Linked DNA regions of Homo sapiens: region 2 is linked to region 1. Evidence: read pairs that join two places in POLR2A ChIA-PET (ENCODE). Cell type or tissue: MCF 10A. All regions are shown on one strand.

Region 1 (5,000 bases):
CTCTAGAGACAGAGAGTGGTGAAATAACAAGCCAAAGAATAATTTACATGAGCATGGAAGGTCCTGGCTGTCAAATTGCTTGGGTGAGCCACACAGAGTTCACGTGTTTGACGACAGAATCAGATTCAGAAAGATCTCGGTTAAGCTGGATGGACCAACCCAGCAAAATGAAATGTAATAGAGATAAATGGGTATTATATGTAGGTCCAATGATGAAACTCCAAGAACATATATATGAGTGGCAGCTTAGCAGCCCTGTGTGTCTAAAACTTAGAAGTTATAGTTGGGAGCCATCAAAGAAGCAAGTTGATGAAAAATTAATTTGATTAATAATGTAAAACAAAGAAGGAGACAACCCTGTTTACAGACCAAAGGCTCCAGATGTCATCCATTAGGAAGGTGTTCAAAGAAGAGGAATACAGGAAGTCACTGACAGCATTTATTCCGGGGGTGTGAGAACTCAAGGACATAAAGGCTTACATTTTAAAGGGTTATGATGTGGACAAGAGATTGAAGTTATTCTATAAGCCTATTATGGATAAAATGAGAAGCAATGATGGACACTACAGTTCAATCATTCATTCAACAAATATGTTAAGCTCCTACGATGTGTCAGCCATTGTGCTAGGCAGCCCGATTGGCAGTTAAGGAAAACTTTCGCAATACTCAAGCTTTCCAGAAATAAACAGGGCTACCTTCTGGACACAATTCACACATGGTTGCTGAAGAGAGTAAGGCAAAAGTTGAAATTTCAGTCTTAGACTGGTTGGAAATGGAATGCATGCATCTTAAGCTCCCCACCTCAGAGAGGTTTACAATCATCTGTGAGTTACACTATGTACCTCTCTTTTTCAGTTCTTCCACATTTCAAGAGAGATGCTAACCAACTCCACATGGTGTTCAGTAGAAAGCAGCCAAAGCCAACATTGGCAAATTTAAATTGAAATGAATGGCATTTTAAAGAGAATACTGGGTTTCCCATAGACTCTCCAGGAGACCTGCAAAAATAGGCTTGAAGACCTCATCATCAGAAAAAAAGCCCAGCCATGCACTGCAGAGCTGGTCTGGGACGACGCCTCTGCAGCGAACCATGAGCTCACATCACTGTCAAGGGACGCTGGATGGTGCTACAGGAAAACAGCAGCCTGGAAACCAGAAGAAACTGCCACCATCATCACCCTCCTCACTGGAAGGGATTCCAATCATTCTCCAGGTCTTTGTGTCACCAGCCTCCACAAGAAAGTCTGGTGAGGCTGAATCAGACTGGAAGAGTCTGGGTCACGCTGGGTCATGGCTCTAAGTCCTGGCTTCAAGGCGGGATAAAAAATCAAGCACTGGCGGTCGGGCGTGGTGGCTCACGCTTGTAATTCCAGCACTTTGGGAGGCCGAGGCAGGCGGATCACCTGAGGTCAGGAGTTCGAGACCAGCCTGGCCAACATGGTGAAACCCTATATCTACTAAAAATACAAAATTAGCTGGGTGTGGTGGCACGCACCTCTAATCCCAGCTACTTGGGAGGCTGAGGCAGGAGAATCACTTGAACTGGGGAGGTGGAGGTTGCAGTGAGCTGAGATCACACCACTGCACTCCAGCCTGGGTAACACAGCATAATAATAATAATAATAATAATAATAATAATAATAATAAAAAATAAATAAAATAAAAATAAAAAATAAAAAAAACAAGCACTGGCATTTTCAGTTTCTATAGGTGGGCCCTGCCTCACAAGAAAGGGGATTCTATGAGTACACTAGATGCTGAGTTTCAACACCTTAACAAAGACCAAAAACATTCAACATAAGGTGTAGCCATTCTTCTCCCACTACTCATTTAACAAAGCCCAACACTTGAAGACAAAAGGTGAGAAAATTAAAGTTAGCAACATAACTTCCCTAACTTGATGAATAGCATTTGCTTCGAAGGATCCTTCTTTAGGAAGAATTCTGATGGTCACAGTCACTCACAAATGGGGTTGACATTGACTGGGAATTGTCCCAGTGGGTTTGAGATAAGGCGGCTCTCCCCTGAATGGAACTGACAGGAGGACAAGCTGAGGAGAAACCAGGAGTTTCAGCTTGTATTACGGCAGATGAGTTTTCAGGTCATTCTGCTGGGAAACTAAGTGACCAGGAATAACTTCCTAGTATCACAGGAGTAAGAGAAACCTCCAGCAGTCAAGAAATCCACCACACAGTCTCCCCAAGGCCTATATTTCTATATTAAAAAAAAAAAAAAAAACATAGCTGGCAGCCCCCTTTCTCCAAAAGCCTTGAGAGAAAGTCATTTGATAAGTGAGAACTGCAGGTGTTCGGAATGTTCCTTGCTAATGTCTTGTTCTTTCTCTCCATATCCCCCCAATCCCCGGGAGTGAAAGCAGAGTGGAGTGGAGGGGCTCACCATCTCTTCCATCCATTTCCCTGTGGTTTCCAGAAGACAGTGCTGAGGTCAGAGCCAGGATAACCTCTCTGGCTACACAGTGACGCATCCACTGGGGCATTCCAGACTCTGGGTGACACTTCATTACGCCAGACTTCCTCCAGGAAGTGTGAGCAGGCTAATCACGCCCCTGGGCGAGGCGGGCACGTGGAGGGAGAGATTAGCGTTCCCCCACAGCTGTCAAGCTGGGCCCCTCTCATTAACACCCACGACTCTCTTTCTTTCCTTTTTTTTTTTTTTTAGGTCCTTTGACGGCAGCTCGTGTACTTGAAGTATGTCACTGAAAAACGCACAGATGGGATCTACCAGATCATGAGAATGCTTTCACAGCTTTTGAAAGAGTGCTGGGTTTCTTTCCTTCAGAAGAAAAAAGAAATGCTGTATTCTCAGGTCTACCCATTTTCCACTCTCTTCCTGCTTTAGAAATAAACTATTGCAGAAGCCAATGTAGTAATAACCAACAGGGCAATAACTAAAATCTAGATCTTTTGATTTTTTTTTAATGCTAAAGTAGCTAATTGTATCTGCTAATCATGTCTTCATAGTTCACAGAGAGGGTACAGCATCTGAAATATATTCAACATTAGCTGCAACCTACTGAAATCCAACATCAGGCCGGGAGGGGAGACAGCAGGCCAGGCGAGCGAGTGTCTGACAGATTGTGCCCTGAGGGAAGATGTGTCCCAAAGCAGGAGGAAGTTGCTCAGGGAAGGGATCTTTTATCTTGCTATAAAAGTTCTGGACAAGGGTCTGGGTGCTTTAACATGGAAGCAGTAAGACAATGAGGCCTGGAGGAAGAGGACCAAGAACTGTGAGTCTGTCTCGGATGATCCAGAGGCTTTTTGAGCATTTTAACCAGTATCATCTATGATCCTCTGAACAATATCAAAGAGGAAAAGAGGATAAGGTTACTATTCTCTGGGTGGTCACTGTGTTCTCTTTTGTATGAAGCTGTCTCTTTGTGCATAGAAGAAAAGGAGCTATGCCAAGGCCCAACAGTCCTATTATTTTCTGTTTTAGAGATAGGGTCTCGCTCTGTCACCCAGGCTGGAGTGCAGTGGTTTGATCACGGCTCACTGCAGACTCGACCTTGTGGGCTCAAGCGATCCTCTGGCCTCAGCTTCCTGAGTAGCTGGGACTACTGATGTGCACCACTGTGCATGGCTAACATTTTTATTTTTTGTAGAGATGGTCTCGCTTTGTTGCCCTGGCTGGTCTCGAACTCCTGGCCTCAAGTGATCCCTCTGCCTCTGCCTCTGCCTCCCAAAGTGCTAGGATTACAGGTGTGAGCCACCGTGCCCAGCAAACAGTCCTATTTTTAATATAAGTTCCTAGTTCTGGACTTCCAGGTGGCACCTGCCACACCTACTGCACCCAGTCAGCTTAGGGCTTTCACCAAAAAAATCTGACACCAAGAAAAGCGGGTCCCCAGGAAGCGGTAAACTACAAGAAATGGACGGGATTTGCAATCTTCCCAGAAAATACCCAACAGCATTTATCTGTAAAGACTTTGCTGCTGATAATATTACAGTACTTCTTAAATCTCAGCAAAGGCCTTCCATAAAAAGAAGGCATTCACTCAATAAACATTTACTCAGCACCTTCTATGCCCATGTGTCAGCTGTAGAGCTGGAGGGTGGGGGTGGGAAGAGAGGAGGGAATCTAAGATGATTTGATAGGCTCGCTACTGCATAGAACCCCATCATTTAAAATGCCACTAATACAATCTTGGAAATTATGAAGTTTGGGGACTTCACAGGACTTTGACTGATAAGTAATATTGAAAAATAATTACTCAAACATGCCCATTTATCTCCAGCCCAGTACAGCCACTATTGTGCGTCCTTTCAAGGGACATCAGGGCAGCAGCACAGCTTACCCTGGGGTCCCCCTGGGCACCCCAGCATAAGCAGTGATGTGCTAGACAGCCACCAAAACCAAAGTATAACTACAAAACCTTGTTCCAAAGGGTTCTGGGGGAGATTCAGGGGGAAAAGTTACATATTCTTAAAATTTTGATCACTGGTGGATGCACTCAAAATCCTGCTCTTCTCTGGGAGCGATTTTCATGCTGTTCCTGAAAGCTCAGAAAGAATAGGAAAATTTTATGTTCAGTGATAGATGGGCTAGACAATGGGAAACCTGCACTGAACCAGACACAAAGGACCTAGCAGAGGTGACGCCTGCCAGGGCTGTGCACCTGTGTTTCCTTAACATCTGCTGGGACCCCATTAGTAAGTTTCTATGAAAATGAATTAGACTGTGTGCCTTCTGGTCTTGCGGGTCAGTCTCTTACCTCAACACCAGTGTCTGAACTGAACAGAGCTTGGCAGATTCTGATTCCCCCTCCAACCTCTGCCCCAGCCTTAGCCTCTGCACCATCTTCTTGGCTCTGCTCTGGTGTCAGGAGCAGCAAACAGTGCAGTCTGCAGTTAGCACCTTGTCACTGCTCAGCCATAAGCCCCTAGACGTGACAGAATTACTCCTCTGAGATTGAGGCTGTAGTTGGCTATCTGGACAACCTGCATCAACTTCCTACACCCACAACCCTCTGGACCTAGATT
Region 2 (5,000 bases), 170 kb after region 1:
CTCCTGGTGACAGCCAAACAGGTAAAATCCTTCTGGAGGGAAACTTGGCAATATATCAAAAGCGTTCTGAAAGCTCACGTCCTCTAATCAGTAATTCTATTGTTAAAAACTGTTACTAAGAAAATTAACAGCAATGTGTGCAATGATTTCTGCACAAGAATGTTCACCATAGCACATGTTCATGTAACAGCCAAAATATTAGAAGAAAAAAATCTCAAGGTCCAAGAATAAACAAGTTATGGTATATTTATGTAATGTAGTTTACAAATGTGTTTTCAAGAAAAATATGGTATTTAATAATAGATGTTTACAATACTAGTGAAAATGTAAGATTCAAAACTATACAGGGTATGATCTGAACATGTGTGAAAGGCCCAAATAGGAATACACATATTTTATACATACATGTATGGGGGGTATATTTATTTCATATATATTTATTTATTTATATATAAATATATATTTATATTTTATATATTATTTATATATAAATATATATTTATATTTTATATATTATTTATATATAAATATATATTTATATTTTATATATTATTTATATATAAATATATATTTATATTTTATATATTATTTATATATAAATATATATTTATATTTTATATATTATTTATATATAAATATATATTTATATTTTATATATTATTTATATATAAATATATATTTATATTTTATATATTATTTATATATAAATATATATTTATATTTTATATATTATATATTTATATATTATATATATTTATATTAATTTGTGTATAATATATATTATTAAATATAATAAATATATTTATTTTTATATATTATATAAAAATATATAATATATAAAATATATAAAAATTAATCTATATCTATTTACAAATAAACATATATAATATATAAATATATGTGGGTGTGTATATATATATATCAGCGAGAAGGTCAAGGACAGTAGTCTCAACTTCAACCTTGAGTGTTTTTGTGTTTTTAATTTTGTTTTGGAATTATTGGATTTGGATCTCTGCAGACTCTGAAATGACGATGGGTAAAAGAAAACTTTTCAAGGTCAATTATTATTTCAAATTAGAAAACTCTAGGCTTTATTTCTTTGTACCTGGGAAGTCCTCATCAAGCCATTAAGGGAAGAGGAGAGGGTGAAGACACTGCAGCCATCAGTCCCCTGCAATGAAGTCTAAGACAGAAGGATCTGCAGGAGACGCCCAAGGACACCTCAGCTGGGCTGGCACATCTAAGCCCCGCCCGCTTCCCCACCACTCTAAGCGCTAAAGTCGCTGTCTGGTCTTACTCCCGCAGATTAAAACCACATGAGCCACCTGGACCCCAACCCCATTCACTTTGGGATTCCAGCCTTCCAGCAACAATCAAGTTGTCTTATATTTTCCTCAAATTAAAAAAAAAAAAGGGCTCATTTATAAAAAAGAGAAGGGCTGCTCTGATCAAAAAGTGTTTTACAGAAAGACAAAGAGTAAACAATCTCAACCATTTTGTGAGCTAATAACACAAAGAGAGCTTTGATTTTATTTCTCATATATTTTATAAACACAGGAGAGGGTGGGTAAAAGACATCATGTGGCTTGCAGTTGAGGGGACAGAGGCTGGGCACGGGTCCAAAATCTCCCCATGATGTTACCTGTGACACATACATGCACAAAAAGTCTGCCACATAACGAAGCATTTAAATAATTTAATTTGTATCTAAGGGTCATGGGACTATGCAGCATATTTATTTTCTTCTTCTTCTTCTTTTTTTTTTTTTTAGACAGAGCCTCGCTCTTGTTGCCCAGGCTGGAGTGCAATGGCGTTATCTCAGCTCACTGCAACCTCCGCCACCGGGTTCAAGCGATTCTCCTGCCTCAGCCTCCCAAGTAGCTGGGATTACAGGTGCCCACGACCACGCCCGGCTAATTTTTTGTATTTTTAGTAGAGACGGGGTTTCACCATGTTGGCCAGGCTGGTCTTGAACTCCTGACATCAGGTGATCCACCTGCCTTGGCCTCCCAAAGTGCTGAGACTACAGGTGTGACCCACCATGCCCAGCCTATTTTCTTCTTTATAGTTTTTCTACTTTTGAATTTTTCTGAAATTAATTGTTTTACTTTTATAATGAGAAAAAGGTCAGCAGTGTCTAAAATTTTTGTAGTTAAGTGAAATACCAACTTCACTATATCTCTTTCATCCTCAAAAATCTACAATGGCTTCCCCAATAGCTATCTTATCGAATTCACAGTCCTTCAAGTGTTTTCTACCAGACCTGATGTCCAGAATTTTGGCATAACATAAAAGGTCCCCTTGGGCAGCGCACAGTGGCTCTGGCCTATAGACTCAGGGCTTTAGGAGACCTAGACAGGAGGATTGCTTGAGCCTAGGTGGTCGAGATCAACCTGGGCAACACAGTGAGACCCCATCTTTACAAAAATTAAAAAACTAGCCAGGTGTGGTGGCTTGTGCCTCTAGTGTCTGCTACTTGCGAGGCTGAGGCAAGAAGATCACTTGAGCCCAGGAGTCAAGGCTGCAATGAGCTATGATGGCACCACTGCACTCTAGCCTGGAAGGCAAAGGGAGAACTCCTCTCTAAAAAAAAACAAAAAGGCCCTCCCCCATGGCCAATGACCTAGCCTGTCTCCCTTATTAGCTCTACCCGTTAATCTTCTGCGTGGGTCCATATTCTTGATGTCCGGGCTGGCTCCCTAATGGGTCATGTTCCTTTACATCCATATGCCTTCGCTCACTTTCTAACTTTGTTTGAACTTCCTCTTCTCCCCACCACATCCCACTTACTGGCTGGCTCTGGTGAAAGTTCCCCTCCTCTTGGAAACAGTCCCTGAGGTGATTGCCTGTCGCTTCCTCCTTGTTCCAGGCACCTTGTGCTCACATTCAGTACAGACTAATTTTCCATTGTTCTCTCTAGGACAGGAACTCCTCTTTGCTGTCCCCAGCACAGAGCTCAATGACTAGCCTCAGTGGATAAATGTCTGTCAAATTGTGTTTTCATCTTAATCATTCTTTCTTATAAATTTCCAATGCAGATTCACTACCTCAGCCTTGCAATCATCTGCCTCAGCATTAAGAAGGACTGCAAAACCCAGTAACAGCATGTGCCATGCTTCCTCACTGGAATTTCATCAACCTAAATGACCCATACCTTTGCCCCCTTTTCACGACCCTCCACGCTCTTGTCACAAGAAGCCTCCCCTCCCAGTGTTATTAAGTAATATGACGATTATTGCTTACAACCTACCCTGTTAGACTGCAATCTCCTTCATGAAAGAAAATGTGACATATTATCTGGAATTCCATCTCTCCTGAGTCCCTATACAGTGTTCCACCCAAAGAAAGACCTCCAACCCAATGACTGCAGCACTACTTTGCTCCAGGAAAGAGTTCCAACCAGCTGAGATACAATTATTTTACTAATTTGGCCAATATACATCATTGAGTTTCAAACATTCCAAATGTTCCTGGAGACCATCCTCTTCTCAGTTAAGAGGCAGAGGGAAAACAAGATCATGAATCCCTTTTCTAATCATGAGCAATAAGAGAAACAAAAATGTCCTGGTTTTATCAGTTACATCAGAGGACCACCATGAATCCCTGATGAGAGCAGGATGTTGAAGGAGCGACCAGGGCTGATGTCAGGTCGCCTGCCTATGAGAGCAAGGCAGAACCAGGGCTCTGGCACACCTGCTTTGTTCCCCTGCTACCGACAGGCTTGCTATTTCTTTCAAAGATTTTCTCATGGACCATCACAAGTGAAAGCAGTGTTAGAAAACAGCTTCAGGGCTTGGGGAGGCAGCGTTGTTTTAGACTGGCTGGAAAGTCATGCTGAGCAGCAAGAGGACAGATCTCTTTTAGAGGAGACAGCCCCACCTGGCTGCACCCTCCAAGGAGGCCACAGGGCATATCATCCAGGTGGGTCAGGTGGCACTGGGGCTCACAGTCAAGCCATCATCAGGTTACTGCCTCTGTTTCATCACTGTGAAAGTTAAGCCATGATCCAGGTCTCTGGGTCTTCCTGAGCAAGTCAATGCAGAGCCAAAGCCTGTGCACAAATGAATAACCTCACAAGGATGAGAGCTGTGTGTGATTGATGGCTCTACACAAACCATCTCAGCAAAGGAGTTCAGTAAGAGCCTTGTGAGCATATGACACTCTCCAGCTCTACTAAAGTGATAGATGGGTTCACACGGAAGCTACTAAATGGGCCTCATTGCAAAGGCATGGCTTCAACCATAGCTGGACTTCAGGGAGCACAGTGTTTTCAACATATACCTTGGAAAATTCCTCACTCATAAGTAAAGATTACATATGCAGGGGCCCAGTGAATGCTTGCCTAAAAGACAGTGTAATGCTAAGCAAAATAGTCTGTTAATAGGAAAAGAAATATCATGATTTTAATTCTGGAGTGCTAAGTCGCCTAATCTTCAATGTTCTGTGTTCAGATGACAGGCAGGAAGCTGAGCTAGAGTTTATGCTTGTCCAATTAATCAAATAACCTCCATGCCACTTATCCTTGGAACTGGCATTAGAAAAGCCCCCACGTGCCCCCAAATCATATAAATTTCACAGTTTCCTAGTCATTAAATCCAGGTTGGCCTAATGCTGACGTGTCATATTTTGACATGTAGCCACAGGGGATATACAGTCAAAATTAAGAGGAGACCCTGAGCTAAAACTGGCATGCCCTACTCGGAGGAACAATTTATGCCCACACATAGATAAAACTGCATGTATCTTCTCCAAATGATGAATATTAAACTGTTAGAAACATAGGGAGATATAATTCATTGACTCATTTTGCATAAAACATTTCTTTTAGCTTTCAACCAAACATATAGAAGGGATATTTGCATCATCACAAGTACACAGGCTATTATTACATGTAATTACATGCAGACTTTCAATACTACTATCACAATGGTATTTATTGAATAAACCTGCAGCATTAATAAAATCATATTTTCCCTGGCTTTAAACCCTACATGGCTTCC

What was found. ChIA-PET counts read pairs that join two places held together with the same protein. Peaks named below come from ENCODE experiments on the same cell type or tissue, not always from the same donor. Only the 100,000 strongest peaks of a DNase experiment are listed, where the experiment ranks them.
Region 2: POLR2A ChIA-PET joins it to region 1 with 7 read pairs; 2 of 35 experiments call an interaction of 5 or more read pairs at or near these places.

What each region holds. Positions count from the first base shown.
Region 1 is chr2:99,865,356-99,870,355 of GRCh38, forward strand. The region is part of intron 7 of AFF3 (ALF transcription elongation factor 3); the gene reads right to left. Among named protein-coding and RNA genes, the nearest start is that of AFF3, 270 kb to the right of the region's middle. RefSeq lists an enhancer at 1,959-3,158. In MCF 10A, no CTCF peak of the experiment used is centred here; a DNase peak (open chromatin) is centred at 2,496.
Region 2 is chr2:100,036,973-100,041,972 of GRCh38, forward strand. All of the region lies in intron 4 of AFF3 (ALF transcription elongation factor 3), which reads right to left. Among named protein-coding and RNA genes, the nearest start is that of AFF3, 100 kb to the right of the region's middle. In MCF 10A, no CTCF peak of the experiment used is centred here; no DNase peak of the experiment used is centred here.